Regions from separate parts of the Homo sapiens genome. Here regions 1 and 2 are each linked to region 3. The links are chromatin loops, found by intact Hi-C in ENCODE. Cell type or tissue: CD4-positive, alpha-beta T cell. All regions are shown on one strand. Links, peaks and the distances in the headings refer to the core of each region. The heading gives the core; the rest is flanking DNA.

Region 1 (10,686 bases), core at 1,882-6,881, 340 kb before region 3:
TGTGGTGTGTCTCTGTGTGTGTGGTGTGTCTCTGTGGTGTGTCTGTCTTGTGTGTTGTGTCTGCATGTCTGCATGGTGCGTGTGTCTCTGTGTCTGTGTCTGTGTGTTGTGTGGCGTGTGTGTTGGTGGGGTGTGTGGAATCACGTGGTACCCAAGGGGAGAATCCCCCAGCCCCAGGTGTGAGGAACAGCAGGGAATTCTCACTCAGGGGCCCAGATCACAACATGCCCCACGTGAACATGGACCCACAGCCTCGCTCCTGGGGGCGTGGGCAGGAGACGCCGTGGACGTGGACCCACAGCCTCGCTCCTGGGGGCGTGGGCAGGAGACACCGTGGCTGGACTGTGGGCAGTGTGTGAACATCCATGTTACTTTCATGCTTTTTCTTTATTTTGCCCAATAAGCCCGTTGTTTTTGCCTGGAACATGCCAGAAGACGCCAGATCGTTCACATGGCGGCCATGACAAGGCTGCGCCCTGGGACAGCTTGCTGGGTGCGGGGGGTCGCCGAGGCGCCGCACCCCTCCCCTGGCCTGTCTTGCCCTCAGGGGTCAGTAGCGGTCCCTGAGGATGTTTCTCCTCCGGGTTTTCCTGAAGTTTAAAACATCCAGCCGCCTTGGCGCGTGTTCGGCCCAGCCGGGCGTGCGCTGGGGAAACCTGTGCGGGGAGCATCTGCGGTGCGGCCTCCTCCAGGGCAGGGCTCTGGCCAGAAGAGAGGAGCGCGTTCCCCCTCCCGCCTCCGCATGTCTGACCACCGGCCGAGGCAGGTTCAGAAGCGTCACTGTCCTCGACCCGATTGGACACGACTTACTGAAGCTCAGATGGTGCCTGGGCAGGGAAGGCCAGCGTGCCCACCCCAGCGGCCCCCCGGAGAGCACCAGAGAGGGCTGGACGAGGCGAGAGGGGGCCTGGAGGAGGCGAGAGCAGCGTCCTTTGCTTCCCAGGCCTGCCGGGCTCGGGGCCTGGCCTGGCTGCCATCTCTCCAGCCTTTCCCTTTTCAAACTCCTCAGGCATCCGGAGACTCTGGCAGCGGGCTCGGGGACGCCCGGGAGCTTCTCAGGGAGGAGACGGTGAGTAGCCGGACGGGGCCCAGCCCACGCTGCAGGGTCCCGGGAGAGCCCCTCCCAGCAGTGGGGTGACACATGTGCACACGCAGGTGTGGCTCCAAGAGCTCCCTCTATGCCACGAAGACATATTCCTGGCTGGGGACAGGGATGCTGGGCTGGGCAGACGCTCGGAGCCTGGGCACAGGCCCCGCTCCGGCCCTGCCTGGCCGCCGCGTGTCTCTGGTGAGAGGATATTCCTTTAAAACGAGGTCCTGCCCTGCACACTCCTTGGTCTTCGAGGCAACCTTGGCCTTCCCTTCGCCCCATCCCTCCGTTAGCTCGTGCGTGGCCATCAGGGAATGAACGCGTGTGTGAGCCTGACGACCAGGAGGAGAAGGCGGCGCAGGGAGCGCGCGGAAGGCTTTCCCCAGCTCGGGCCACCTGAGAAAACACAGGAGGGGCGGGGAGTGGGGAGGCCCCAGCCGCGGGACTGAGGCGCGGTGCTGTCCGTGAGAGACGGGTGCGGGAACGTGTTCCCTGCGGGGACCCTCTGCAGATTCACATCAGCTTCCCAGCATGGCCTGTCGGGCGCCGGGAGGCCTCTGTGGTGACGGCAGGCGCGGTCCTGGGTCCTGGGGAGCCGGGGAGCCCACAGGCGGCCACACCCCTGCGGCCCACGGAAGGAAGCCCCTCGCGCACGGCCCTGGAGCACCCTCCTGTTTCAGAGGATTTTTCTTTATCTTTCTTGCGATCTTAAGTATTTCATTTCACAAACCAAGCAAGTCTCCACCGGGCATCTGCCGGCCGAATAACAGGCCACCTCCCCTCTCGTCCTCCAGGGCGCGGCCCTAAAACCCAGGCTCCCCGCGCCACCCCCCGTCACCACGCCACCCTTGGCTGGAGGCAGCAGCACGGAAGATTCCAGAAGTGAAGAAGTCGAGGAGCAGACCACGGTGGCTTCGTTAGGAGGTAAGCTCTTTTCTGGATGTGGTGTGTGTGTGGTGTGGGGTGTGTGTGGTGTGTAACGTGTGTTTGTGTGATGGTGAGGTATGTGTGTGATGTATGGTGTGTGTAGTGTGTGGTGTATATGGTACATGTGTGTGTGATATGGCACGTGTTTGTGTGAAATATATGGCAGGTGTTTGATGTGTGGTGTGTGATGTGCATGTTTGTGACATGTGTGATGTTTATGTGATGTGTATGTAGTGTGTATGGTGCATGCATGTGGGCATGTGTGTGTGCAGTGTGTGGTGTGTGTATTGTGTGTGGTGTGGTGTGTGTGTTGCGTGTAGTGTACGTGTGTGGTGTGCAGTGCATGTTGTGTTGTATGTGATGTGTAGTGTGCGTATTGTGTGTATGTGTGTGATGTGCATGTGTAATGTACATGTGTGTGATGTGTATTATGTGTTTTGTGTGTGTGTGTGTGTGTGTGTGTGTGTGGCAGGTGGGGAGATGCCGAGGCCCGGATGGTGGCTCTGGGTACAGGCTCTGGGTGTTCACTGTGCTTCTCTTGCAGGATTTCTGTTGGTTTTCATTTTTATTTTAAGTAAAAGTTAAGAGGGAAAAAGGAAAAGGGACAAAGCATGCTGGGTGATAAGAAGGCATTCTGGGGGGCCAGGGTCTCTTGTAACAAATTCAGGAAGCATCTCCCAGACTTCAGCTGTCATTGGCTTAGATGGCCACACCGGCCTCACTGTTGATTTTAAATTCTGTCTCCCTGTTGCCTTTGCCTGGGAGCTGGAGCTCAGGGGAGTGCGGCCTGAGGCTGGGGATCTGACAGTGTCCAGCCGGGCTCCAGGACTGAAAGCGTTTGGGCTGCCGGGGCCGTCTGGGGTGCCGAGAGCAGAGCTGGGGCCACCCGGGGGGCGTGACCGTGGCCACCTCTGCTTCTCTTCCCAGCTCAGACACTTCCTGGCTCAGATTCTGTCTCCACGTGGGACGGGAGTGTCCGGACCCCTGGGGGCCGCGTGAAAGAGGTAAGGCCACCTCCCTGTGCTCCTGAACCATTCTGAACCAGAGCACCTGTGGCCTTTTGGGCCACTCACTGGTGAGCCCTGATGAAGCCCCTCTGTGCCCGTGCCTCCTTTGTGCCCAGCACTCGGTGCCAGCATGCGTCCACCCTGCGTGTCCACTGTGGGAAGCAGCCCAGCCTGGGACTCTGGAGGGCGCAGCGGGACACGTGGGCAGGGTGTGTGGGGCCCCACCCCAGCCCGAGCCCTGTGTTCTGTTTATTCCCAGGGCGGCCTGAAGGGGCAGAAAGGGGAGCCAGGTGTTCCGGGCCCACCTGGCCGGGCAGGCCCCCCAGGATCCCCATGCCTACCTGGTCCCCCGGGTCTCCCGTGCCCAGTGAGTCCCCTGGGTCCTGCAGGCCCAGCGTTGCAAACTGTCCCCGGACCACAAGGACCCCCAGGGCCTCCGGGGAGGGACGGCACCCCTGGAAGGGACGGCGAGCCGGTGAGTCCTCACGTCCCCCCGAGTCCGGCCCGGTCTGGAGGGTGGGGGCTTGGGTAGGAGGGGGAGAGGCTGCGGCCGACATGGGAGTGAGCTGAGCTGGGATCGGGGCAGGTCAGCAGCCTCCTTAGGCCCACCGTTGCTCGGGGTTGGTGCTGGAAGGTGGTCAGACGTGGGAGGCGGAGCTGCTCAGACACAGCCCTTGTGGGTGTGAGGAGGCTCCTGGCGCGGGTGCGAGGACATCGGGGGAAGGCGTCTGCCGCCTCGTGGGGACTTGGAGCGTGGGGTGCATTTCCATGTAGACACTGTAGGTGGCGCCGGAGGAGTCATTTCCCATCACTAATGGCTTCTCTTGCACACCCAGGGCGACCCCGGTGAAGACGGAAAGCCGGTGAGTCTGCTTTTCTTTCTGACCCCTGTGTTATCTGTGATGTTTGCTTAGACCCCAGGGCTTTGTTGCCAGTGACACTCTTTTTAAACGCGACCCAGTGAGGAGACTGTACAGCAAAACCATTTTGAAAGTGGAATTTTGTAAAGAAAAGATGAGTGTAACTGTTGATGGGAAATAGCAGTTATGCATTTGTGTTGAGACATTTGGGCCACAACTACCATGAAGAAGGAAAGGAAGTGAGAAAAGGCAGAGCTTCCAAACCCTTAGAGGGAAGACGCACAGCAAAGAAAAAGGAAGTCGGGCGGGGCAGGGGGTGGTGCAAGTCGGCGGGGGAGGGAAGCACGGGGCGACCTGAGACTCTGTGAAGTCCGAGCTTCGTCGCAAAACACGCAGTTCAGTCTTTAAAAATCAGCAAACACCGTTTCCAAGCACAGTAATGACGTGATCGACTGCGAATAAAGACCTGGGAACAGCCTGCCCAGCAAATGGTAACACTCGGCAGAAAGTGGGGCCGTCACGAACGCTGGACAGGAGGGTTCAAGTTAAAAACAGTCTAGAAGGTCTGAAAGGACAGGGAGGGCATCTCATGGTGCCCACCGAACGGTCATTACCGACCGCCTGGCACCCCACAGCCAAGCTGCCTGCGATGAGGACCACGGCAGACAAAGGACAGTCGGCTGGGGGGCGGCACGGGGCCCACCCACTGCAACAGGGTACACGCACGCGTGTGAGTGTGGGGTGATGATCCACGGGGCCCACCCACAGGGCACACACACGTGTGTATGTATGTGCATGTGTTTGAGTGTGTGAATGTGTGACTGCGCGTGTGTGTGGGGGGGTGAGGATCCACACGTACACATACCACACATGCACACACAGCACATATCACACACCACACATTACACACCACACGTGGACACATGCACACACATTACACACATGTGTGCACACACCACACATTACACCACACGTGGATACACTTGCATACACACACTACACACACGTGTGTGCACACACACCACAGGTGGACGCATGCACACATGCTACACGCACGTGCACACATCACACGTGGACACATGCACACACACCACACATTACACATACCACACGTGGATACACACATACACATACCACGTGTGCACACATGTGCACACCATGGATTATGCACACCATACATGCACACTCACACATCACACATACATATCACACATGTACACACCACACTCCTCACACACACACCATGCATACCACACACACACACACATGTATGTAACACCCAAGCACCAGCTGTTGTGGAGGCCTTCGGGGAACCTGCTGTGACCTCCCGAGGGATGCTGCCCGCAGCTTCCCCCAGGCGTGGCTGGCGAAATGGGCTCAGGCGGGAGACAGTCTGCTGGGCCTGGCGCCCTCGTACTTTCCGGGCCCCAGAGACTCCCCTGAAGGGCTCAGCTCCCGTCCGTCCCCTGCTTGGGGGAGGAGCACTGAGAGTGCTGGGTGCGGCCCATGGTGGTGCCTTCCCTGACCGGGCCCCCGGATGTTGTGTTCCAGGGCGACACCGGGCCACAAGGCTTCCCCGGGACTCCAGGGGACGTAGGTCCCAAGGGCGACAAGGTGAGTCTCCGTGGCTGGGTGGGGCCCCTTCCTGTGTTGGCCCTTGGCTCAAGGTGGGGGCTGTGTGCGTGCCCAGGGTATGATAGGCTTGTCTTGTGTTCCCAGGGAGACCCTGGGGTTGGAGAGAGAGGGCCCCCAGGACCCCAAGGGCCTCCAGGGCCCCCAGGACCCTCCTTCAGACACGACAAGCTGGTAAGTCCCGCCCTTGGCTTCCTGCGACCCGGGGTCTGCCCTCCTCAAAAGCAGGCACTGCCTCTGGCCCAGAAGTATCAGCTCCACCCTCAGGGGCTTGCGTGGGGTCTTGGCTGAGCTGAGGGGTCACAGGTGTGGTGGGAGCCCCCATCCACCTGCCTTCAGGCTTCTCTGGGGGCAGCAGAGGGGCCGTGGTTTCTCAGCTCCTTGTAGAAACAGCTCGATATGCAGCTTGCGGGGCAGGGGCCAGGAGTAGGCCAGGCGGGGGGCCGAGCTCAGGGCAACGTGTCTCTCCGGCTCTTTTCCTCAGACCTTCATTGACATGGAGGGATCTGGCTTCGGGGGCGATCTGGAGGCCCTGCGGGTGAGTGGCCCTTAAACTGCAGCGCTGCCCGATGTCTGTGCCCATGAGGAACAGGCCATGGACCCCCAAGATTCAGCTGGGGTCCTGTGGGGGGTGGGGATGAGGCCCGTTCTGGGGGTGGTGGTCATCCCTGGTGGGTGCCACATGGGCTGTGACTATCTGTGTTCGCCCACGTCCAGGGTCCTCGAGGCTTCCCTGGACCTCCCGGACCCCCCGGTGTCCCAGGCCTGCCCGGCGAGCCAGGCCGCTTTGGGGTGAACAGCTCCGACGTCCCAGGACCCGCCGGCCTTCCTGGTGTGCCTGGGCGCGAGGGTCCCCCCGGGTTTCCTGGCCTCCCGGTAAGTCCTGCCTCCACCGTCAGTGTCGGGAGCCCTGTCTGCTGGGAGTGAGGGGTGAACACCCCACATGGGAGCCCCTGCCCCGCCTCAGGCCTCCCCAGTCCCCGCCTCCTCACCTCATCTCCTCTAGGAGCTGGCGGGCAGTTGCTGACTCGGGGCCACCCTGGGGTGTGCGGAAGCACCTGAGTGGCCACCCCATGGTTCTAGGGGTGCTGACCAGTGGGGGTGACCGCAAGCAAGGCCTCCGACCTCTCTGGCCCTGTGGGTCCACGGACTGCACAGAGAGCGTCTCCATGAGCAATTCCCATGGGTGGGTGTGGGAGGGCCGAGGTCAGCATTGCTGGAGGGCCAGGGGAGGGAGGAGCCTGCTTGGCCAACGCGGCTCGTAGGGTCTCAGGTCCCCACGGCAGGCTCCCCACCAGCTCTGCCACACATGACGGGCAGCAGGTCATGACTGGCAGCAGGTGCCTGCCCCACCAGCTGTGCCACACATGATGGGCAGCAGGTCATGACTGGCAGCAGGTGCAGACGTGGCTGCTGTAATTGGGTCATGCTGCACTGGCATCCCGTGGCCTGGGGTCACTCGGTAGCATGCCATGACGTGCAGGGCAGGGAGTGTGGGGTTAGGTCACCCATGACATGCCCCTGCCTCCGTAACAGTCCCTACCTGAGCCAGCCAACCCTACCGATGGGCATTCACCGTCACCATCGGCTCTGAGGCCTCTCTGGGTGCCGCATGGCAAGTGCTCCCCAGAATCCATTCTGAGGGGAATTTGGGCTTAAAGAACATGCCTAATCCATATTCACGCATGTGGCCAGACTGCCTCTCAGAGGGAGCAGCGGCTACCCCAGCCCTGGTGTGCAAGCATCTTCCCGCCGTGGTGCTGTCGGCTCTGCCATCTCATCCTGCCAATGTGGCCGCGAAACTGCGGGCTACGCAGGCTGTGGGGTCTCCCGTGAGCCCTGGGACTCTGGCCCTGTGTCTGGGGAACGTTCTGTGTCCTGCCTTCTGGAAACCTGCGGAAGCCCAGATAACCTGTTAACCCAGAAATCGTTTTAGTGGCCGAATGCCATCAAGACCCACTATGCTCTGCTCTCCCCCAGGGACCCCCAGGCCCTCCGGGAAGAGAGGGGCCCCCAGGAAGGACTGGGCAGAAAGGCAGCCTGGTAAGTCTTCCCTCGAGTCCAGGGTGAGTGGGAACCAGCACCACACCATGTGGCCCGGGTCCGGGGGTGCCTGGTGACGCCCGTGAAGGGGAAATGCCAGGAATAGCCCCCCATCACAGCCCCACAGCCTGGGGCCTCGCGCTCTGGAGGTCACCCTGACCTGGGCGGCTGGGGCTTGGGTAGAAATTCATAACCCTGTGATGATGAGTGGACTCACGGGTTTTAAGAACATGGGCACCCTGCGAGATCTGAGATCTTACTCCAAGCTTCCACGTTGGTTACGGGGCAGTGGCCATGAGCCTCTGTCGGACTGACGCAAGGAGCCGGGGCCCCAGGCGTTTGTGGGTGGACCTGGCGGGAGTCGCCTGCGTCTGGCCCCCTGGGGAGCGGTCTCCAGCATGACCTCAGATGAGAGCTGCACTGCTTTGGACTGAGCAGGGGACGCGGGCTGTAAATGCCCCTCACTGCTCTAAGCCTGTGGCTGAGCTGAAGGGCCCTTCTTGGGGAGGCATCCAGGCCCCAGGCCCCACGTGTAGCCAGGTCCAGCATTGGGACCAGGCTTGGCGTCCCTTGTGGCTTCCCTTTCAGGACCCCAACCACACCAGAAAGGGGGGATGACAGCGGCAACAGCCTCAGAAACTATTAAACCGGCACAGGCAGCAAAGCAGGGACCCGGGTCGGGGCACAGTTCCTGGCAGGGCGATGTGCCTTCCTCTGTCCACTGTGCTGCAAGTCTGATTTTGTCATAATCCTGCTCTTTTCCGTACAGGGTGAAGCAGGCGCCCCAGGACATAAGGTACAAGCAGAATCCCTGGCACATCAGTCCCCTGCCCCTGGTGCCCACTCAGTGCTCGGACCCCCAAAGAGGGTGGCAGCCCCACGGTCGAGAGAGTGAGCTCTCTTGGGGCTGGCCTTGACCCCCACTCCTGCCATCTGTCCATCCGTCCTGCCGGAATCGCGGGCAGCAGCCTCTGTCACTCTGGCGAGGTGGCTTCGGCCCTTGTCACTTTTGTGATGTGGCTTCCGCCGAGCTCTGGTCTGCCGGTGAACTGAGAGTAGACGCGCCCTGGAAGCTGAGCTCATCTGGAAACAAGCTCCGTGTGGCAAGCGCGATAAAGCAGCTCCAGGAGCTTTGGGAGGAGGGGCTGGGCCACAGCAGGTGGAGAGGCTGCCCGTGGCCTGGGGAGGGCCCTGAGCTGGGCCCCCCAACATCCCCCCATAGGGGAGCCCCATCCACCCGTCCCGCAGGCTCATGAGCATCTGGGGGCACTCGGAAGGAGCGCTGAAGGCAGCCCGGGTGTCCTTGGCGGCCCTGGCCTGGCCCAGAGTCTGCTCAGACCCTCTGGACTCGGGGCAGCTGCTCTCCATGGACCCAGCCTTCCTTCGGGCAGCCTGAGGTCTGGGCCACAGCCTGCTTGACCAGACAATTTATCTGACACCCCCCCAACGACCCACTTCCTCCTTCTGTTCTGCGGAAATTGAGCTGGAGGAGGAGCTAGAACCCTGCAGAGGAGGGGCTGGGAGCCGGGTCTGGGCCTCCAGTCGGCATCTGTGCCGACCCCACCACAGACGCCCCCGGAGGTGCCCTCGAGGATCCAGGCTTCCGTGGGCCGCCCACTCGAATCATGTCCAAAACGTCAGGAGCTCCTCACCTTGGCTGGACGGGGTTGGCACTAACGGGGAACTTTCCCCAGAACATGGCCAAGCTCCAGGATGGGGGTGATGAGGGAAGGAAGGCCAGTGGGGAGAGGAGTGAGGAAGAGGACAGCTGCGAGTCAGGTGGTGAGAGCACTTGGAGAGGCTGAGAGGACATGGGCTGGGAGTGAATGCATGTGCACATACACACACACACCTCTCCAGCATATGTACACATGCACACACACACCTCTCCAGCATATGTACACATGCACACACACCTCTCCAGCATATGTACACATGCACACACACACCTCTCCAGCATATGTACACATGCACACACACCTCTCCAGCATATGTACACATGCACACACACACCTCTCCAGCATATGTACACACACACACACTTCTCCAGCATATGTACACACACACACCTCTCCAGCATATGTGCACACGCACACACACCTCTCCAGCGTATGTACACACACACCTCTCCAGCATATGTACACGCGCACACACCTCTCCAGCATATGTGCACACACACATAGGCACACACATCTCCAGCATATGTGCACACACACCTCTCCAGCATATGTGCACACACACACATAGGCACACACATCTCCAGCATATGTGCACACACACACCTCCAGCATACATGCACACACATGCACACACACATCTCCAGCATATGTGCGCACACACATACACGCACACACACATCTCCAGCATGTGTGTACACACACACACACCTCTCCAGCATATGTGAGCACACACACACCTCTCCAGCATGTGTGCACACACATGCACGCCTCTCCAGCATATGTGCACACACACACATGCACCTCTCCAGCATATGTGCACATACACATAGCCAGCACATGTGCACACAGCTCTCATGTATGTGCACGTGTATCTCTAGCATACATGCACACATGTATCTGGTGTATATGTGCAACACATGTATCTGGGGCATGTGCACACGCATCTCTTATGTGCACATACACACACATGTATCTAGGTATGTGCCCACGTTTTTCTAGCACACATGCACACACATCTCTCTAGCATATGTACACACACATGTATTTGTAGTGTGTGTGCACATCTGTGTCTCTAGTATGTGTGCATACACGTACACATGTAGGCTTTGAGTTAAGCAGGGGAGGAATATTTTGATCAACTTTAAAATCAGCAAAATTAGATATGCATGTATGAAAATAATGAAAGTTTTAAAAAAACAAAAATGTCAAGTAACATGAATGAGAATTCTAGAACCCTACAACCTAATTGTAAACCAAATAGAAAATGAAGAAAAAAGGGATGAAATTAGAAAGAGGTTTTCAACAAACCTTTTTTTGGAGACAGAGTCTCCGCAGTGGTGCAGTCTCAGCTCACTGCAATCTCTGCCTCCCGGTTTCAAGTGAGTCTCCTGCCTCAGCCTCCCGAGTAACTGGGACTACAGGCATCTGCCACCACACCTGGCTAATTT
Region 2 (10,686 bases), core at 2,086-7,085, 53 kb before region 3:
TGGGCGATTCTCCTGAGTAGCTGGGATTACAGGCGCCCACCAGCACACCCGGCTAACTTTTTTGTATTTTATTATTTTTAGTAGAGGCAGGGTTTCTCAGTGTTGGCCCGGCTGGTCTCCTGACCTCAAGTGATCTACCTGCCCCAGCCTCCCAAACTGCCGGGATTACAGGCGTGAGCCACCACGCCCGGCCTGTGCTCTGCCTTTTTAAGAGAGATGTATCCAACAATCTGTGGGCATTTTCTCAAACCACCTCACTCTCATTGAGGACTTCTTGGATTTTCCACGTTCGCCTTGTAGGTAAGGCCAGCAGCAACCCTTCCAGGGGGTCATGTGAGCCATGGCTTTTCTGTCTCATCACTTTTGTGGTTACTTTCATTGCCTTTTCTTTTAGGATAGGTTTTCTCTAGGTAATTTAACTTAAAGGGACAGTAAGTATCCACATCTTCCTTGCTGCTTGTTTAGGATTGAGGTTGACACATACCTCTTAGAAGGCCGGACGTTTGGTCACTGGAGCAGCAGTGCTCGGCGACTCTCCGGAGGTGCCCCCTCTGGCTTTCCGCTCGGTCAGCTGAGCCGCACAAGCAGCAGTGGCGCTGCCCCTACATGGGGCATGCTTTGCAGGGCTGAGGTTTTGCAGTTCCCACCATTGAGGGCTGTAACATTTCTCTATTTCTGGCTTAGAATGTGTGTAGGATGATAATTATTTATTCAGCATTCATTCCGCTCACGCTGTGCTCCGACCACACACCAGGCTCTGCGTGCGGTGCTGGCACAGTCTCAGGACTCCGCTTCTCAGCTGTAGGGCTCAGGGTGCAGTGGAGAAGGCGCGAAGGGGCTGCCCGCGGATGGATTTGTTCCCTTGGCCTTTCACTGTTGCTCCTCTCACTCTCTTCTCCTAAACTCGGCGTAGAGGAGCATCCTCAGGAGAAACAGGAAGAGGCAAAGTTCACTGCAAAGTTTTTTTTGGGTTGAACGCCTGTAGGATAAGAATAGCAGAGGGCACCCCCAGATGAGATGCGGCCGTGGTCGAGCATCAGGATCGTCTGCCTGCGCCCACCAGTGTGGTCCGGGAGCAGGGAGGTGGCAGAGCCAGGGCCGCGCCCTCCCCGCGGGTCTCCCGTGCTGCTCGCTGGCGGTTGGTTTCATCAGTGCCCTGGCGAGTGTCGCTGGTTGCACGTGGGCACTGCCCACACAGAGCGAATTCTCAGGCAGGCCCCCTTCCTCTCTCTCCCCGGAAGCTGCTTCATGGCACTCCCTCCCTTTGCCCTTGGCCGTGGGAACCTCTAGGTTGATCACTGGGTCATTGGATCTGCTTTTAGTTAGCCTTGATTTTTGTCTGCATTAAACAATTAAATGAGCTTCTAATAATACGGTGTTTTGAATGTCATACATGGCTTTTCCTGTTGAAACATCTGCAGAAAAAAAATAGCTTTATTATTTGTGAGTGAAGCTGTCTAGCTCCTCCCTTTTGTTCTTAGTGAGATAATTGCTTTTGTAATACAAAGTTTCTCATTCTTTTTTTTTTCTTTTTTTTTTTTTTGTTTTTGAGATGAAGTTTTGCTCTTGTTGCCTGGGCTGGAGTGCAATGGCGCAATCTTGGCTCACCGCAACCTCCGCCTCCCGGGTTCAAGCGATTCTCCTGCCTCAGCCTTCCGAGTAGCTGGGATTACAGGCATGCGCCACCACGCCCGGCTAATTATGTATTTTTAGTAGAAATGGGGTTTCTCCATGTTGGCCAGGCTGGTCTCGAACTCCCGACCTCAGGCAGTCTACCCGCCTCCGCCTCCCAAAGTGCTGGGATTACAGGCGTGAGCCACCGTGGTCGGCCAGTAATACAAAGTTTCTTGAATTCAACAATTGTGCTATAGCAAAACAAGCTGGCTGTGTATTAGTTAACCCGCCAAGTGAGGGGTGCTGCATGTTCTGACCCTATTTCTGACCACTTCCGTTAACCCTGCTGCCCACCATGGAGCCTCTCTCAGAAACTTCAGCTGCAGGCTGAAGGCAGGGGGCTTGCAGAGAAGCTTTTGCTGCAGTTTTCTGGACGGTGGGCAGGCAGCTGTGCTTAGGAGTACACCTGGGGTACATGGAGTCAGCCAGCTCAAGAGTGTTTTCAAGCTTTTAATTTAAAACAAATCACAGAATGTAAAAAATAGCTTTATAATGTTAGTTTTCCATTTACCACATTCTAGCAAGGGAAAGAGTGGTGCCATCGTCTGTGTGCTTGCTAAGTGATAATTATAAGCGTGGAGACAGATGTGCGCTTCCTGGGAACGGGCTGGGGCTATGCCGGAGAAGCTTTGCTCTTGGAAGGGGGGAGGTCTGGGAGTTTGGCTGCAGAGCCTTGGAGCTGGACAGGAAGGATCAGTGGTCGAGGCCCCGGGTGGGCCATGGGGCCTGGGCCAGCCTGTGGCGAGACGTGGACTTGCTGCTGTCCATGTGTGAGTACAGCCCATAGAATGGACACCTGCTGGTGTGTGTGCAGAGGGCATGGGTGTGCCTGAAACAGCATGGTGCAGGGTCAGTGGGCAGCTGCTGAGTTGGGGATGGTGCCCTTTAGGGGAAGGTGGGGATAGACAGAGAGGCATGAGCAGATATCCCTGTGGACTTGGGTGACTGGGCACCAGGGTGACCCTCCAGGGGTGCCAGGATATCTGTGCTGAGAGGAGAGGGTGGCCAGGCTGGGGCCTGGGAAACCCTTCCCACAGCACCATCTGCATCATCAGGTTGGGGCGGGCATTGGCCAGATGAAAACAGGTGAGGTAATCAGATTTTTTGTTTCATAAAAATTATGGTCCTGAAGTGAAGTTGGTAGAAACAACAAGTTAAATAGGAGGACAGCTCAAATAGAGAAAACCCCTCAGTCACACCAAGTCAGCAGCTACAGTGAGGAGCTGCGAATGTGCTCTCCCGGCGGGCTGGGCCTGCCAGACCCCAGGGTGCGCGCTGCCCCTCCCCGTGGGGCTCCTGGGACTGGTGAGGGCACCGAGGACAGTGCCATGCTGGTCCTGGGAGGGTTTGCCAGCGCGGCTCTTCCATTGTCTGCCTTCCTGAGGGGTCGGGGGCTTGTCTCCTGGCTCCTGCCTCCTGGATGGTCCCTAGGAGGCCCCTCATGTCCAGACATCGGCTTCAGTTTAGGGCTATGGGGACTTCCACAGGGACGACTGTTCTCTGGAGTAACTGTGGATGATGTTGATAAGAAAATACAGAAACAAGTCATTCCTCCTGAATAAGCACTGGCGATGTGCTTCCTTCATGTTCCTGAGAACGGGGAAGGCTCAAATTTTGTTCAGTCTCATAATTGTGCTGAAAAATAATGTATTCAAGTGGACGCCTTCAGAAGTCTCCTGGAGCCTGGAAGGATGAGTGCAGTAACGTTAATGGTCAGTGATGTTGGATGTGGGCTACTGTGCCTTTTAAATGTGGAAATGTTGGCACAGTTAAAGCAGCATTTTCTCCCATGGTCTTGTCTCCTGTGGGACTGACGTGGGTCCGTACAACATCGTCATCCACGGCTTCACAGTCCCAGGCTGAGGATGTAGGGAGCAGCGGCATTGACCAGCCATCCTTAGTGAGGCGCCTGCCCTGCAGACTGGCCGCTGGAGTGGCTGGCCACGCTTTGATGTGTTGCTGTGCCTCACATGACTTTCTCCTCCTCAGATACCACCAGCGATGGACCGGATTGTGCCCCCAAGTTCACGTGTTGAAGCCCAAACCCCTAGTATGACTGCTTTTGGAGTCGGGGCCCTTGGGAGGTGATTAAGGTTACTGAGGTCATAAGGGTGGGCCCGAATTTGAGAGGACTATGGCCTTGTAAGAGGAGGAAGGGATGCGAGAGCTGTCTCTCTCTCTGCACCCATGTGAGGACACAGCAGGGAGGCAGCCATCTGCAAAACCGAGGAAGAACACCGGCACCAGATTCCAACCCAGCCAGCACCCTGATCTCCATTTCCAGCTTCCGTGGAAGCCCCCAGTCTGTGGTGTTCTGTTATGGCAGCTGAGCAGATGAAAGCACTTTTTACCTCACGGTTACACTTTTGGGAAAGCAGCCTGCAGTTGGCCTGTGTGAGCACAGGCCCCAGCAGATGCCCACAGATGTCCCCGTCACTCATTGGTCATTGAAAAGACTGGAGGGAAGAGGCCGATTTCCTCTCAACAGGAAAGGTGTGTAGCTGCCAGGACTCTGCCTATCCTGAGAGTCTCCTTTCTCCCTTAGGGCTTCATAGCCAGTTAACTTGTGCATTATTTAGAGCTTTTTCTTTCTTTCTTTAAAAAAAGAAAAAACCAAATGAGAAAGCCAACACAATCAACAACAACAACAAGAGTGGTATCATTACAGTCTGTCAGACACTGACTAGAAACATGTTCACTTTCACACACACACTCACTCACTAACACAGTACTCAGTTTTGACCCTGACAGCAGCTCTGTGAGGGGTCACTCCCCTCCCCCCTTTTAATTGAGGCATAATTCACATAACATAAACTGTGCCGTTTTCAAGTGTATAAGTCAGTGGCATTGAGCACAGTCTTCATGCTACGCAGCCACCACGTCTGCCTACTTCCAGAACATTCTCACCCCCCCAAAGTAAAGCCCTGTGCCCGTTAAGCAGTCCCTCCCAATCCCCCCTTTCCCCAGCCCCTGGCAGCCACTAGTCTAATTTCTGTCTACAGATTTGCCCATGCTGGGTATTTAATATAAATGGAACCACACAGCGTCTGGCTTCTTTCACTTGCATCCTGTTTTTGAGGTTTATCTGCATCATCGTAGCATGTGTCAGAATTTCATTCCTTTTTATGGCTGAATCATGTTCTGTTGTATGAATATACCACATCCACTTATTGATTAGTGACATTGGTTTTTTTCCTGCTCTTCGGCTATTGTGAATAGTACCACCATGAACATTCTTTTACAAGTTTTTGTTTGACACCTCTTTTCAGTTCCTTAGGAGTGGACCTGGGGGACACGTAGAGACTCTGTGTTAACTGACTGAGGAACCACCAGACCGTTTTCCACAGCAGCCGCACTGCACTGTTTTGCCTTCTTGAGGTGGCACTTTTTTATCCCCATTTTAAGAAATGGGGCATGGGGAGGTAAAAGGACTTGCTCAGGATAGGACAGACCTTCGTGGTGAGGCAGCTCTGTGCTGGCCAGTCGGGAGGCCATGGCAGGGTCTCTGCTCCTGCTCCGGTGCTCATGTCAGGCCCCAGGCCCCTGCAGGTGGTGCCCTAGAGGGCACTGACAGGCTCTCAGAGAGGAGGGGGCCTGTGCTGGTCCTGAGCAGGCAGAGGGAGGGCTGTTAGAGGGGCAGGCAGTGTGAGCAAGGGCACAGATCCTGCTGTTGTTTAGTGAACTCTAGCAGGTTTGTTTTTGCTTGATTGTTTGAGAAGGATGCCTGTAGTTTTAGGACCAGTGTCACTACCCACGTTGGCCACAGGCCATGGTGCCAGTGTCCTTGCTGCCACGATGCACCAGCTTCTGTCTTGCAGGTGGCTGGCTGCTTCCCTCCCAGCTGCACTGGGGCACACACTGTGGGGCAGTTGCCTTCTCACCCTTTGGTGGGGAGAGCCTGGGCTGTGGGGTGCCTCTGTGTGTGGCCGTGTGGTGCCTGCTGAGGCCTAGCCCTGCGTGGGCCTTTGCTGATGCTCCCTGCGTGGGTGGCAGTGAGCCACCCTCACGTTTCTCAGCGAAAGCACTTGGACAAGATGAAGGTTTCCAGCACTGCGAGACTCTCACGTCTGTTATATTGTGTTATACTTGGCTGTGGTTTTGCTTACAGTAAATTCCTGAAGGCGTTTCTGTTGCTCAGTGGAAATCACTGGCAGAATTCTTGTTACTGAGCATCAGACTGTGGGGCACCGTCATGGTGTCTTAGGGGTGTCAAAGCAGATGCATTTGAGGGGAGATGTATTCACATTTTCCAGTATATCATTACCACATTCTTGTGTGATAGCTTCCTGGTAATTCAACTTGATTTAGTGTAGTACAGCAGCACAACTTTTCCTTTCTGAGTTGTGGAGATTTAAATTTGTTGAGCAAAGGAAACACTGAAGAGGACTCAGAACACTCCAGTTGAGTGCACACACTGCATGAAGCTGATGGCTCTGCCTCCTGCTACTTTTACCCCATTGCACTGGTGTGCTTTGCCCTCCCCATGGTGGCAGCAGGCTTTCCCAGGGCGCCATCTGCAGTTGGAGGCCTGGCTGAGGACGTGCTGTGCCTGCCCTGTGAGCAGGGAGCCAGGCACCCCTGGCCTGCAGTGCTATCGTCCCCTCGTCTCCACGACAGGCACCTCTGCCTGTTCCGTCTGACTCGGGGATGCCAGAGCTCCAAGGCGCAATCAGGGCATGATGACCGATGGCAGGAGGTGAGCACGTGTCAGGACTTCCAGGAGGACGGTGTCTCTGCTTCTCTGTTCAGGGCTGTTTGGGGATTGTTACCAGAAGTAAGGTTCAGGCTTTGTGTGGCACTGGCTACAGACTGCATTGCCTGTGCTGACTTAGCTCAGCCTCAGCCCCTCTTTCATTTGTTTCTCCACTGAATCCTTGTCTTCTTGCATTCACTGGGCATTGGCTAAGGCCCAGCTCAGTTCCAGGGCCCCACAAGACACTGTGGGTGGCATGAGATGGGTGGGTTTTCCCACAGTGCTCTCCCATGGTTATTCTGTTATTTGAATTGAGTGTACACAGGTTTCTACAGTTGAGGGAGTGTTGGACGACCCATTCCTCAGGGTAAAACTCGCCCTCCCAAACCTGTCCCTGAGTGCAGGTGACAGTGCGTGCTCACCATTAGAAGACGCGGGTGCTCACGCAGGGCTGTCTGCTGCCTGTGCTGGGACTGTGGGCGCATCGCCTGTGCGTGCAGCTGGAGCACCTGCGTCTCTGAAATGAAAGGGATCTTCAAATGGGCGGCCCCTACTGTGCTTTGTTCAGTTTAATTCTTAGAACCGCCTATCCAGGCCGGTCTTGTGTTCCCCCTACAGAGGAGAGAACTGGTGTCTGGACCTTTTAGGTGCCTTCTCTGAAACTCTGGGTTGGCGTGCAGGCCAGCCTGCCTCTGCCCCACCCATGGTTGCAGGTTCTCTCTGGGGTCCTAAAGTCCTGCATTTCTGCCTTGCCAGGTCTTCACTCTGGCTGGCCGTCTCTCGTAGGCAGGCCTCTGGAGTGTAACTAGTGTGTGATATTCAGGGAGGGAAAATGGGCCGCTCGTTTCACAAGTGATAGAAATGTGACGTGACATATTTCAGAGAAAGCTTAACAGTACGGCAGCTCTGTGACTCAGCCCAGCAGAAACTGCATCTCTTGTTAGGAAAAATACACTTTATTATTGAGTCTGTGGGAAGACAAAATGGAAGAAGAACTTTTCTGGACATTGTTTAGCCTGCAGGAGGTTTTGTTTAGCCCTGAGGCACACAGTGGGCCGTGGAGATGGTAGTGCTCACCACCACAGGACATGGTGAACGCCGGGGGGTTGGCAGGTGGCGGCCTCGTGTTGGACATGGTGCATAATCGACGGCGACCCGGCCTCCCTCCTTGTGTCCGTCTGAACGGCGCCCCTGAACTCCGCCGAAGGGGCGCCTCCTCTCCCCTGAAGTCAAATTAGCGAACAGAAGATTAAGAATATGGAAAGTAAATGAAATTTTGATCATTTCTTCTCATGATTACAGTTCCTCTAGACTTTATCTAAAGCTATTTTGAAGCCAAATATAATTTTTTATTCATATTTCCTTTTCTTTTTAGACTATCGTTTTACAATTTTTAATCTCTTGTTTCATTGAGTTTTTCTTTTCCTTCTTGTCTCTGAAAGCACATAGCAGGCCATTGACTAAAATAACCTGTTTCTTTTTGTGCATATTTCTGAACATGCATTCTTCTACCTTCTGCTGTGTTGTTGTGTTTTTCTTCATGTGGCAGAGATTTTTTTATGGCTTCTGTGTTTCTTTCTTTCTGTTTGCTGCTCCCTGAAGGAGAAGTCAGTGCTGGTCTTGCCTTCTTCCCAGCGTGCATGTATGGACATTTTCTGCTGTGAGCCCTCATTTTTCACCGGGATCTCCTTTAAGGTTATTCGGACCCTGAGCTGGATGTGAAAGTAGCAGGAGGCAGAGCCATCAGCTTCATGCAATGTGTGCACACCAGTTCTGGGTCCCCCCCAGCCTTGTGGGGTGCTGAAAGGGGGCTTGGTGGCCTCTGGTCCCATGTGGCACCCTGTGTGGCTGGGGCCAGCCTCTGCAGCCATGTATCCCCAGCATCTCCCTCACCCACTGCCTCCATGGCACACTGCTTTTCAGGAAGGGCAGGAGAGGGGCCTCTAGAACCCGCTGCCCATGCCGTCACATGGGAGCTTGCGGAGGGCCCTGCATCTGTGCTTTCCAGTGGTTTGTTTTCCTGATTTCTTCAATCAATTCAGTGGAAATTTGGGAAAGATGGAGTGTAAACATGTGTGCCTGAATCACCTGTCTCCCTTAGCCAGTCCTCATGTCCTGGCCGGAAGGCCTGCTCTTCCTTCCCCCTGGCTCAGCCAGGGGTCTGCATTGCTGTCCATTGATAGAATTGTTGGTGCTTTATGATCCAGCTGCTCTTGTTGCCTTGAACCAGGATTTGAATATTGTAACATTAAGTTTTTTGCATGTTTATGTCCAGTAGATTATGTATTTTGAGACTAGACAGTGGGCTAATTAATATTCCACACGGGGTCCCATGGGACGCATGTTCATGATGAGGTCACTAAAGTTCTGTCTCAAGCACATGGTGGGCGTTCAGTAAAGACTTAGAGATTTCGGTTGACCAGACATTTAGCATTAATTAGCAGTTTAGTGTGGTGGGTGACTGAAAAGTAAATGTAAGCTTTGAGCATTTTCAGAGCATCATTTTGTCTAAAATTAATCAGTATATTTCACCGTCTTAACAAACTAAAAACGAAAAACAGTATCATTTTAGAATATGCAGTGAGATCATTTGACAAAATGCAACACTCCTTTCAGATACAAACGTTCAAGAAACTGACAATAGAAGGAATCTTCCTCAGATGCATGGTATTTATGAAAAATCTAGAGCTAACCTCGTATTTGATGGCGCAAGACTGAATACTTTCCCCTAAGATGAGGAGTAAGGCAAGGAAACCTGCTCTCATCTCTTCTATTCAGTATTTTACTGGAGGTTCTAGCAAGTTCAATAGTCAAGAAAGAGGCATTGGAATTGAAAAAGAAGAAGTAAAACTGTCTTTCCTCTCAGTCAGCATGTTTGACCCTATAGTACCTACTGCAGAATCAAAACAAAGCTCCTGAACTAATGAGTAAGTTTATCAAGGCTGCAGGATGTAAGATCAGCATACAAAAATCAATTGTATATCTGTATACCAGCAACAAATAATTAAATATTAAAGTAAATTATTAGTTTTTTGTTAACCTATTTATTTAATTATACAAATTTATGGGACACGTGAAATTTTGTTACATGTGTATAATGTGTAGTGATCAAGTCAGGATATTTAAGGTGTCCATCACCTGAATACAATATAGTTTTGTTAAATACATTCACCCTACTCTGATATTATTGGGTTTATTCCATCTATCTTACTGAAGGTTTGTAATCCACTTCCTTTCCTCTTCATCCTCTCCCCTAACCCCCATTCACCCTTCCTAGTCTCTAGTATTTATCTTTCCATTGTGTACCTCCATGTGATCAAATTTTTTAGCTTCTACATATAGGTGAGAACATAAGATATTTGTCTTTTTGTGCCTGGCTTATTTCACTTAAGGTAATGACTTTGAGTTCCATCCTTGTTGCTGCAACTGACATGGTTTTATTCTTTTTTAAGGCTGCATAGTATTCCTTTGTGTATATATACTACATCTTCTCTATCCATTCACCCTTTGATCAATACTTAGGTTGATTCCATATCTTATTATTGTGAATAGTACTGCAATAAACATAGGAGTGCAGGTACTACTTTGATATACTGATTTTATTTCCTTTGGGTAGATACCCAGTAGTGGGATTGCTTGATTTAATGGTAATTTTATTTTTAGTTTTTTTGAAAAATCTCTGTACTGTTTTCCATAGTGGCTGTACTCGTTTACATTCCCACCAATGATATATAAGTATTTTCTTTTTCCTGCATCCTCACCAACACCTGTTATTTTTTTATTATGGCCATTCTATTTTTAATAACAGCCATTCTGAATGGTTCAAGATGACATCTCATTGTGGTTTTGATTTGCGTTTCTCTGGTGATTAATTATGTTGAACATTTTTTTCACATACTTCTTGGCTGTTTGTGTGTCTTCTTTTAAGAAATGTCTATTAAGGTCCTTTGTTCACTTTTTAGTGGGACTATTTGTTTTTTTCCCTTTTGATTGAGTTCCCTTTATATTCTGGATGTTAGTCCTCTGTCAGAAGAATAATTTGCAAATATTTTCTCCCTATTCAACAGGTTGTCTTTTCACTCTGCTGATTGTTTTCTTTGCTGTGCAGAAGCTTTTTAATTTAATATAGTTCCATTTGTCTATTTTTGTTTTTGTTGCCTATGCTTTTGCGGTCTTAGTCATAAATTCTTTGCCTAGACCAATGTCCGGGAGAGTTTTCCCTAGGTTTTCTTCTAGTATTTTTATAGTTCCATGTCTTACATTTAAGTATTTTTATAGTTTCAGGTCTTACAGTTAAGTATTTTTATAGTTTCAGGTCT
Region 3 (10,686 bases), core at 2,639-7,638:
GTGAGTAGTGAGTGATGAGTGGTGAGTGGTGAGTGAGTGGTGAGTGGTGAGTGAGTGGTGAGTGATGAGTGAGTGGTGAGTAGTGAGTGATGAGTGGTGAGTGGTGAGTGAGTGGTGAGTGGTGAGTGGTGAGTGATGAGTGAGTGGTGAGTGAGTGGTGAGTGAGTGGTGAGTAGTGAGTGATGAGTGGTGAGTGGTGAGTGAGTGGTGAGTGGTGAGTGAGTGATGAGTGAGTGGTGAGTGATGAGTGGTGAGTGGTGAGTGATGAGTGAGTGGTGAGTGAGTGGTGAGTGGTGAGTGAGTGGTGAGTGATGAGTGAGTGGTGAGTGGTGAGTCAGTGGTGAGTGGTGAGTGAGTGATGAGTGATGGGTGAGTGGTGAGTGATGAGTGAGTGGTGAGTGAGTGGTGAGTGATGAGTGAGTGGTGAGTAGTGAGTGATGAGTGGTGAGTGGTGAGTGAGTGGTGAGTGGTGAGTGAGTGGTGAGTAGTGAGTGGTGAGTGGTGAGTGAGTGGTGAGTGGTGAGTGAGTGATGAGTGAGTGGTGAGTGATGAGTGGTGAGTGGTGAGTGAGTGGTGAGTGGTGAGTGAGTGGTGAGTGGTGGGTGAGTGAGTGATGAGTGAATCTGAAGGCCAGGACATTACTGTGCACTGCTGTAGACTTCATAAGTACTGTACACTTGGGATATGCTAAATTTATGATATAACAAAATTTATTTCTTCAATAATAAATTAACCTTAGCTTACTCTAACTTTTTTGCTTTATAAACCTTTAGATTTATTTTTTAACTTTTGACTCTTTTGTAATAACGCTTAGCTTAAAACACAAACACATTGTATGCAGCTACGCCAAAATATTTTCTTTGTTTTTATAAGAATTTTTCATGTTTAAGATCCCCTTCCCCTTCCCCCTCCCCGTCCCCTGCCCCTCCCCTCCCTCTCCCTCCTCCCCCTCCTCCTCCCCTTCCCCCTCCCCTCCCCTCCCCTCCCCTCCCCTCCCCTTTTGTTAAAAACTGAGACACACACACACACTTTAGCCTAGGCCTGCACAGGGTCAGAATCGTGCATGCCACTGTCTTCCACCTCCACGCCTTGTCCCGCTGGAAGGTCCTCAGGGGCAGTAACAGGCGTGGAGCTGTCCTCTGCTGTGATCACAGTGCCTGCTTCTTGACACCTCCTGAGAGACCTGACTGAGGCTGTTCTATGTTAACTTTTTTTTTTTTAATAAATAGAAGGAGTACACTAGAATAATGGTAAAAATATAGTATAGTAAATACACAAACCAGTAACACCATCGTTTATTATCATCGTCAGGTATTACTATTGTAAGTAATTGTACGAGTTACGCTCTGATGTGACTGGCAGGGCAGCAGGTGAGTTTACACCAGTATCACCACAGGCGTGGGGGGAGCCAGCTGCACTCCTTCCTAAGGAGGCCACAGCGTTGCAGGGTGATGGGACTTTTCAGCTCCATTCTAATTTTAAGGGACGGCTGTGGTATATGGCACGTCTGTTGTTGCCTGAAATGCCGTTGTGTGGCACGTGACTATATATGCTACGCTGTTAAGAATTTGGGGTGTTGTGTTTGTTGTTTTTGGTTTTTATTTCTGCAGGCATCTAATTTACCGAAACTTCATGTCATGGCTCGGTCGAACTTTGTCAAGGAAAGTCTTCACTATCCCTTCCTCTAGAACTTAACGTTGTCCTCCTCCTAAGGTGTAGCCTTTCATGGGTCTCAAGTGAACACCCTGGATGCTGAGTGAGGGGCCTCCACTGTGGCTGTGAGCAGTCCCCGCCTCGTGGTACCACATGACATTTAGCGTGTCTGTTCACCTCATACTCCCCAGTAGTTCTGTCTCTCTCTGCCATTCCTCATGGAGTCCTTGCGTGCACAGCATAGTATTTGGCCAACATCTTCCTGCAGTTTGGGGGCCCCGTCTCCTCTTAGCTCTTGCCTCTGCTGTCCCCATCTCCCATATTCCAGCTGCTGCCGCAGCCCCCATGCTTGCCTTTTGTCCTCAGCCCCCCAGCGAGGCAGCAGCTTGTGTGTGTGCTGCACTGCCGTGAGCAGCAACTTGACAGTGGACGCAGCTAGAAAGCAGCCGGCGAGGAGCTCAGCGTGTGTCTCCGCCGGGTGAAAGATCACAGTCCTGCACCCTGCTGTGCAATGCTCGAACACACTTGCTTCTTATTTCTGTCCAATTCTTAAGGTTTTTACTGTGGGATCATAAGTCCTTACTCCTTCATGGTTGGAATCAAAATCCAAAACCTTGTGGTTTCCATTTTCAGTTGATGATATCCTTATGAACTCAGGATTTATTTCACTTTTGAAAAGTTAATAGTCTTTATGTTTTAGGGCAATTGTATTCTACAATACAGAAAAATTATTGGAAAGTATAGAGCGTGCCACCTCCTCCCCTCATACAGAGCTTCTCCTGTTACGTACATCTTGCCTCAAGTGTGGTACAGTCAATGAACCAATATTGGTACATTATTATTATTATTTTTTGAGACAGAGTCTCGCACTGTCGCCCAGGCTGGAGTGCAGTGGTGCGATCTTGGCTCACTGCAACCTCCACCTCCCGGGTTCACACCATTCTCCTGCCTCAGCCTCCCGAGTAGCTGGGACTACAGGTGCGTGCCACCAAGCCTGGCTGATTTTTTGTATTTTAATAGAGACGGGGTTTCACCTTGTTAGCCAGGATGGTCTCGATCTCCTGACCTCATGATCTGCCCGCCTCGGCCTCCTAAAGTGCTGGGATAACAGGTGTGAGCCACCGCGCCGGCCTGGTTCATTGTTATTCACGGATGGTCATAGTTTGCATTGGGGCTCACTGTGTTGAACACAGGTTTTGACAAGTGTCCAGTGACACGTGTCCCTGTCATTACTGTGTCATACAGAAGAGCTCCACTGCCCCCATGCGCTTCACGTACTCACTCCTCCCGTCCCTGAAGCCCCTGGCAACCACTCATGTTTTTATTGTCACTATAGTTTTGCCATTTGCAGAATGTTTTGTAAGAAACTGCCACAGTTTTGTAAGAAACTGCCAAACTACCTTCCCAAGTGGTTGCATCACTTTGCAAACTAAAATCTCTCTAACCGTGAGATCTATTAGTCATGCTCCTTGGTATTTACTCAAAGGATTTGAAAACTTCAGCCTACACAACAACCTGCACACAGATGTTTATAGCAGCTTTGTTTATCATTGCCAACACTTGGAAGCAACCAAGACATCCTTTAGTAGGCAAATGAATACACCAGTGGTGCATCCAGACAGTGGAATATGATTCAGCACTACAAAGAAATGAGCTGTCAAACCATGAAGTGATGCGGAGGAACCTTGAATGCGTGTTACTTAGTGAAAGAGGCCAGCCTGAAAAGGCTGCATGCTATACGATTCCAACTATATGACATTCTGGAAAAGACAAAACTATAAAAATAGTATAAAGATCAGTGGTTGCCAAGAGTTGGGCGGAGAGATGGATGTGTAGGTGGATCACAGAGTACTTTTACTACAGGGAAAATACTCCGGGTGATGCTGTAATGGTGGATGCGTGTCATTACACATTTGCCCAAACCACAGAGTACAGCACCGAGCGTGAGCCCTGCTGTGAACTCTGGACCTGGGGGGTGGTGATGTGCCCACATGGGTTTGGTTGTGACTCATGTACTGCTCTGGTGGCGGGCTGTGGGGGATGGGCCGTGGGGGATGGGGGTATATAGGAAATCTCTGTGTTTTGTGCTCAGTTTGCTGCTCTAAAAAATAAAACCTAAACAAAGCAGTCGGAGTCCCTGAAGACTGTCCTGTGACAGAGCAGGAAGGGCTCCCTTAGCTCTGAGGGAAAGCGCTGGTTATGTATTTGCTCTTCTCCCAAGAACACACAGTCTAATTTTGATCCTCTTTACAGACGGGATGAAGGGCATGTTCATCAAGTAAGCGGATGCAGGTGCAGAGACCACACCTGGCACGACACTGCCGTTGGGCACCCCAAGGCCGAGGCCGGCAGCCACTGTTGTCCCCAGAGTCCATCTGGTTTCTAGAGTGGAAAATGGAAAGGGGTCAAACCGCCCACGCAGCCCTGAAGTCCTTGATGGTAGTGTAGATTCTACAGTCTTCCCCAGGTGCTATCTTGGCTGAGGTGGGGAAGGCTCCTGGGGACTGTACTTGGCCTTTTCTGCCTTAATATCCTGCTCAAGGCCGGGGCCAGAGGGCTTGTCTGGCAGCTGCTGGGCGCCTCTGTCCAGTGCTGTACCAGAACGTCTAGCAGATGGGTGTGCGGGCACAGGGCCTCTGCCAGATGGACTCGGGCCAAGCTCCGTCTGTCATGTTAATTGTGGGTCCATGATGGTGTCTGAGTCCCCTGGAGTGGGCAGGAGCTCAGGCCCCAGACCCAGCCATTGTCTGAAGGTCCAGGGCCTGGCCACTCACTCTGCCCATCATGCTGTCACTCCAGGCAGTTACTCAGGCCCGCTGGGGAAGGTGGGGTGAATGTTTGCTCTACACCGCAGGACTGTTGCGGGTCTTCCCTGGAGACTGGGTCTCCGTTTCAGCCACTGGCTCTGACCCATGGACCAGCTCAGACCTCATCTCCTCTGAAGGGAGTGGCGCTGGCCTTTTCCTGGCTCTCGGCTATGTGTGGGATGATGCTGGCCTTCTCCCGGCTGTCAGGTGTTTTTGGTGTGTCCATGTCAAGTGTATCCGTCCTGGGAACACCCAGTCCGGCTGCCATGGCAGTGGGCACCACGGGCCAGCACACCTTTGCTGCCTGTGAGGTCGTTGCGCCTACCTGGCCCCATGGGCCCCATTTTATCTCGTCGCTTTGCTGTCTGGGAACTTTGTCACCCACGGATAGGAGTGCCAGGCCCAGGAGGATGTCACGCAGTGTTGGCACTTCAGCTTGGCTGCTGTTCTCCCACAATCCTTGTGAGGGCCTGTGATGACCCAGGTCAGGATAGGACAGGTGGCTTGGGTTCTGCGGGCCACACGGTCTGCAGTGTGCGTGGCCTTGACCTGGTGCTGGAAGGCAGCTGCAGACCACGAGTCAAGGAGGGGGTGAGACTGTGCTCCGGGGAAACGTGGATTGTGGATATGGGCAGCCAGCGGGGCCTGCAGACCCCTGGGTTAGAGCCAAGCCCCAGAGGCACCTTGGTTTCTGAGAAGCCAGAGGAGGGAGTTCCTGGGACCTGGGGGATGACCATGGACCTCTGCTGCCACCTCGTGGCAGGGCTGACGTATCTGAGCCACGTCCTTTTCTCCCGGTTTAGAAATATCCTGGTGGGAGGCGCTTTTTCATCCTTGCAGCAGACAGGCAGCTCTGTTGGCCACACGATCTGGGCTGTGTGCCCCGCCTTCAGCAGAGGCCCTCAGGACCCTGCGGGATACAGCCTCGAGAGGACAGAGCCTCAGACTCTGAAGGCCACAGCAGTGATAGCACACCTGTGTCTGAGGAGTGCGTTCTGAGAGGAGACCCGGCCCCTCGTCCTTGTCCATCCATGTGGCTTCTGCAAAGCACCCTTGTCTTGCAGAGCCAGCGAGCCTGGCGTTGTGACCTGGGCTAACTTGGTACCTTTTCTCTTTTTAGAGGCAGAATCCTTTCTTGAGAACAGCATCTTTCAACTCTTGACCTGCTCCCCCTTCCCGGTTCCCACTTTTTGCCTGGCAGGCTGGGAGGGACCCCCTCTCCTGTGCAGCCTCTCCCTAATCCTGGATTCCGCAGGGGCTCCAAGACCCTCAGGGTCGCCAGTGACTCCTGGGTCACACTGGCCCAGCACACACTGAGCTCCAGCCTGATGTCCAGCCCAGGAGGTCCTCAACTGAGGTCCAGTACCCCCCTGCACCACGCTGTGGGCCCCGCACCCTCCCCCAACTCTTTTCTACAACACTCTTCCCCCTGCACCGTGCTGTGGGCCCCGCACCTTCCCCCAACTCTTTTCTAGAACACTCTTCCCCCTGCACCACGCTGTGGGCCCTGTGCCTTCCCCTAACTCATTTCTAGAATACTCTTCCCTGCCTGCACCCTGCTGTGGGCCCCGCCCCCTCCCCTAACTCATTTCTAGAACTCTCTTCCTCACCTGTCTCCCTGGTTCTTGTTCTGGCTTCTCCACGGGACCCTCCTGTCCTCCCGTGTGATGCTGACTGCTCGTGACATGTTGCAGCCTGTCTCTGCTCCCTTCCCTGCTCTTGTCACTTCTTGCTGGTGCTCTGTGGCTGTCATGCAGACTGGGGTTGGGGTTCTGTTCCCTCTACTGTACTGGAGCTCCAGGTCATGGGAGGCAGCAGAGCCCAGCCCTGGCCCTTCGAGCTTCCGTCCTGCAAGCACCGGCAGTGTCAGGGAGGCACCGCCCAGGGGAGGCTCCTCCTTAGGGTGCATTGTCACTCGGCGTTTCCGACACCTGCTCTCATCATTTTCCTACCTTCTCTTTCCTGACAACTTAGCTATTTATCAGACCCCAAAATCATGAGCCTTGAGAAATGATATTCCACATGCTCATCCTCTGGAGGACACCTGGAACTGAGCTTGCTTCCCTGCTCACCCTGGGAAGTGGTTTCACAATGTCCCTCAACGTGTGACTATCACCCATAGCCTCCGGTATCTCTCTGTGTTCAGTGTGAGGCCATTTGCTCGTTTGACCCTTTTGAAGGTCAGGAGAAGCTGGCAGGACTCCTGCAGGCACAGGCACCGGCACCGTCATCCTGGGAGCCATCGGGGTCCTCAGCCCCCACTGCAGCCTGAGCCTTTCCTCTGGCCGCACTGTCCATTTCTTTAGCTCCTCTTTTGCCTTTTCTGGGGCCTTCTCCGGTGTTCTGCGTTCTTTTAAATGTTTCATGGTTAAAACTGGACACATCCCCCAAGAAGCTATAAATCAACCATAGCAAGAACTGATCTCTTTCCAGGTGACTATAAAAATGATTTTTTAAAAATGGTTCTTTAAAAATTGTCAGTTAAGCAGATAACAGACCCAAGACAGGGCCAGGAGAGTGAGGGGCGGATATGGCATGGGACAGGGTTAGGAGAGCAAGGGGTGGACCTGGCATGGGACAGGATTAGGAGAGCAAGGGGCGGACCCAGCACAGGATAGGGCCAGGAGAGCAAGGGGCGGACCCGGCATGGGACAGGGTTAGGAGAGTGAGGGGCGGACCCAGCAGGGGACAGGGTTAGGAGAGTGAGGGACAGGGTTAGGTGCACGAGGGGCAGACCTGGCACAGGACACACCCATCTTGGTTGTGAGTTTCTGACTCTTCTTGGTTTTGGTGACCTTGACTGTCCTGAGCAGGACTAATCAGGCATTTTTCAGGCTATCCCTCTGCTGGGATCTGTCTGATGCTTTTCTCATGGGTACAGGAAGGGGCTATGAGTTTGAGGAGGAAGCCCCCAGAGGTGAAGTACCACTGTCACCCCATGGTATCGGGCACACCCTGTCACTGTGACTCACATGTGAGGCTGACCTGGGCCCTAGCGGGGGGTAAGGTCTTCCCCCTCCATGCTGTCCTCTTATAGGACATCGGTCTGTGCAACCTAAGGGTGAGATAAGATTGTAGTTTTATTCAACTCTTACTTTTAAAATTTTACAAGGACTCACATTGACGTAGTGGGTGAGATTAGAATTAGACTTTTTAACTTTCTGGCCTAAAACTGATTGTACTGGCACCTTTTGTGAAATGACCTCTGCAGTCCCCATGACCCCTCAGGTCAGTCACCTCTGTTCCCTGCATGTCGTCCTCCCCAGCGCCCGCTGGCATGGCTGCTCTGCTGTGCCAGGAACACAGGGTTTCAGAGTTTCAGAAAACGTCGGCCTTAATTCCTTCAGGGGACCTTCCACACTGTGCAGCTCCAGGAGAAGTCCTGCTGGGGATTCGGTTGAGGTGGTGTCTGGTCTCTTCATGAGTGGAAAGTGCAGCCATTTAACCCCCTTGACCTCCCACCCCAGGCGTGGACTTTCCGCTGTGCAGATTCCCTTTCATGTCCCGCAGAACCACGCGTGTCCGTTCTTCTGAGAGTTTTTTCCTGGTCCTCACACAGTGTGTGGGCTTGGCATGGGCTGCGATCTTTGGCTCTGTGATTCACTGACTCACCCAAAGGGGTGGCCGACGGGTTCCTGCAGGGCAGCTGTGGCAATTCAGGGCCCATGGGCCTGGGTTCAGGGATGCTCCTCAAAGAGTGTGGCAAAGGACCCCAGGCAAAGTAGGTGTTTTTTTTTTATTTTTTAATTTTTATTTATTTATTTTGAGATGGAGTCCCTTTCTGTCGCCCAGTTTGGAGTGCAATAGCATGATCTCGACTCACTGCAACCTCCATCTCCCGGGTTCCAGCAATTCTCCTGCCTCAGCCTCCTGAGTAGCTGGGATTACAGGCACCCACCACCACGCCCAGCTAATTTTTTTATTTTTAGTAGAGATGGGGTTTCACCATGTTGTCCAGGCTGGTCTCAAACTCCTGACCTCACGTAATTCACCCGCCTTGGCCTCCCAAAGTGCTGGGATTACAGGCATGAGCCACTAGGCTCGGCCTGTTTGTTTCTTTTAAATAAATGCTTCTCAATTTATAATGTGTCTTTAGTTGATTTCCAGCATCCTAAAGTGGCTATTTTTGATGGTTTCATCCCATTTGTCATTGTCTTGGGCAGGGGATGTGCTGAGCCCCTCACTCTGCCTCCTGGGAGTCCTGCCTCCTGCATCATTTCTCTCGGACACTCAGGACAAGTCTAAGGATCACATCACTGCCCTCAGGTGCAAGTCCCTTTCCAGAGCACATGTGCTTTTAGAACACTCCGAGTTTTGCTGTGTTTTAGATCTCATTCCCTTCTTTTTCTACATTTGTTCCATTGTCTAACTAAGAGACTCAGGGCATCAGGCAAGTCATGTCAGAAAGGTTGGCTTTAGAAGCCACATCCCAGAATTCCTAAACTTAATCATGGAAGGAGGGGGCAGACTGACAACGCATTCCCTATGTCCTCTAAAGAGATTTCTCCCGTTGGGATTGCTTTATCCCCAGAGGTGTGCTGTAGAACCAGCCTGTGTTCACAGTAAATCTCTGCTTCCGCAACAGCGGTGAGCTCTCAGCCCTCCCTGCCCTGGTCTTGTCTCTAGGGCCTGTGGGTCTTTGTGGACTGATGGTGTGGGTGGGTTTCTGAGGGTCTGCATGGACTCATGGTGTGGATGGGTTTCTGAGGGTGTTGGTAGCAGTAACGGTTCCACATGATGAAACCCAGATGGCTGCTCCCCACTGTGCATCCACCCGGATTCACCCGCTGCTTTGCTGGCTGATGTCTACAAGGACATAGATGGCCTGCATCTGGCGGGGGCTGCAGGAAAGCTGGCAGGACATGGGGCCATTAGAAGAGGTGTGAGACTGTCATCAGCAGTAAAAAGTGGAACAGCCCAGGGAGCCCTCTTGTGAGTTTATGGCTTAAAGTCCAAGTACAACTTCGTTTGAAAGAAATGCCTTCCTCCTGAGAAAACATTGACAAGCCTGCAAGCCCTGCACCCTGCAGGTGGGCAGCTGCAGAGAAGGGGCACCCTGGTACCTGGCAGGGGGCCTCAGCCCTGGCCTGCATACAGCAGGTGTCCCTGCATTGGCTCTGAGCTTGTGCCACACAGGAGGTAGCTGTGATGCCAAGCCCTTGCTCTGAGGTTCTAATTGCTGTGGTCTTGGTGGTTCAGGGATGTTTGCGAGCTCCTGAGTGACTCCGAAGTAAAAGCAAGGCTAGGTCACCACAGAATCTAGATGACATTCTCAGCGCCTTCCTGGGAGTAAGTGGCTGCCTCGGCCACTGCTGCCTGTCTGCATGGCTGCTCTGTGGAGCCTGGCCCTCCTCCCTGATCGTCATCTCTTAGGAAATGAGGCAAGGGAGAGTGTCCCCGCCGCCGTGGAGAGCCCAGGACCTGAGCGCTCAGCTGGCCCTCCTGTGTGACCCGTGTCCTGCCTGCCGCCCAGCACCCTTCTGTCTTGTCCCTCAACCCATGGCTGGTGATTTTGGGAGGGGTCTGCCACTCCTGGCGGCTCAACAGGCTCCTCCCTCCCAGTTGGCAGATCAGTGTCACCGTGGATGAGTTTCCTTCAGATTGTTTTTCTGTATTAGACGGAGGAAACCCTTTCTTATTTTTCAGGGCTCATATAGATCATTATTTCTTTTTGCATCTCAGTAGGAATTCTGCAATTCAGTAGGGAAATGCTGGAAACTGGGAGGAGGGAAGACTCCTCACTTTGTCTGGGGAGGGGAAGTTCTCTCAGGCAGGGCATCGAGGTTGCCCCAGCAGAGGTGGGGTTGGTGGTGGGACGTGGGGGCGCATGTGGAATCTTTCACAGGGAGGGATTCAGTGCATACAGTGACATGGAAATAAATCCAAATGACTTTTTCCTTATTTTAACTATTAGTATTAAAATACATTTACTTCCAAGTTACTACCTATGAAAGAAAAAAATATATAACTAAAGAGGAAAGAAAAAAGCAGTGAGGGCGGGGTGCAGTGGCTCACGCCTGTAATCCCAGCATTTTGGGAGGCCAAGGCAAGGTTGGGAGTTTGAGACCAGCATGGCCAACATGGAGAAACCCTGTCTCTACTAAAAATACAAAATTAGCCAGGCGTGGTGGCACATGCCTGTAATCCCAGCTACTCGGGAGGCTGAGGCAGGAGAACTGCTGGAACCCGGGAGGTGGAGGTTGTGGTGAGCCGAGATTGCGGCATT

Evidence for each region. Hi-C counts contacts between places; a loop is a spot of excess contacts. Peaks named below come from ENCODE experiments on the same cell type or tissue, not always from the same donor. Only the 100,000 strongest peaks of a DNase experiment are listed, where the experiment ranks them.
Region 1: a loop joins it to region 3, with 14 times the contacts of the local background. A loop is called at or near these places in 28 of 110 quality-filtered maps.
Region 2: a loop joins it to region 3, with 2.7 times the contacts of the local background. A loop is called at or near these places in 2 of 110 quality-filtered maps.

Annotation. Positions count from the first base shown.
Region 1 is chr21:45,474,467-45,485,152 of GRCh38, forward strand. It overlaps COL18A1 (collagen type XVIII alpha 1 chain), which reads left to right. Exons shown (of 42, transcript NM_001379500.1): 5 at 1,010-1,069; 6 at 1,885-2,014; 7 at 2,945-3,021; 8 at 3,284-3,499; 9 at 3,861-3,887; 10 at 5,436-5,498; 11 at 5,604-5,690; 12 at 6,001-6,054; 13 at 6,234-6,392; 14 at 7,497-7,559; 15 at 8,329-8,355. MIR6815 (microRNA 6815) reads left to right here and starts at 3,800; the gene lies at 3,800-3,860. RefSeq lists an enhancer at 382-882. In CD4-positive, alpha-beta T cell, for the core only: CTCF peaks have their summits at 3,803 and 4,003; DNase peaks (open chromatin) are centred at 3,815, 4,245, 4,755 and 5,044; H3K4me3 peaks cover 2,827 bases; H3K27ac peaks cover 3,170 bases.
Region 2 is chr21:45,762,591-45,773,276 of GRCh38, forward strand. All of the region lies in intron 4 of PCBP3 (poly(rC) binding protein 3), which reads left to right. Among named protein-coding and RNA genes, the nearest start is that of PCBP3-AS1, 68 kb to the right of the region's middle. In CD4-positive, alpha-beta T cell, for the core only: no CTCF peak of the experiment used is centred there; DNase peaks (open chromatin) are centred at 4,741, 6,181 and 6,871.
Region 3 is chr21:45,815,535-45,826,220 of GRCh38, forward strand. The region is part of intron 4 of PCBP3 (poly(rC) binding protein 3); the gene reads left to right. Among named protein-coding and RNA genes, the nearest start is that of PCBP3-AS1, 16 kb to the right of the region's middle. RefSeq lists enhancers at 1,473-1,974, 1,975-2,474, 6,221-6,906, 9,092-9,684. In CD4-positive, alpha-beta T cell, for the core only: a CTCF peak has its summit at 5,228 (motif pointing left); DNase peaks (open chromatin) are centred at 3,617 and 5,217.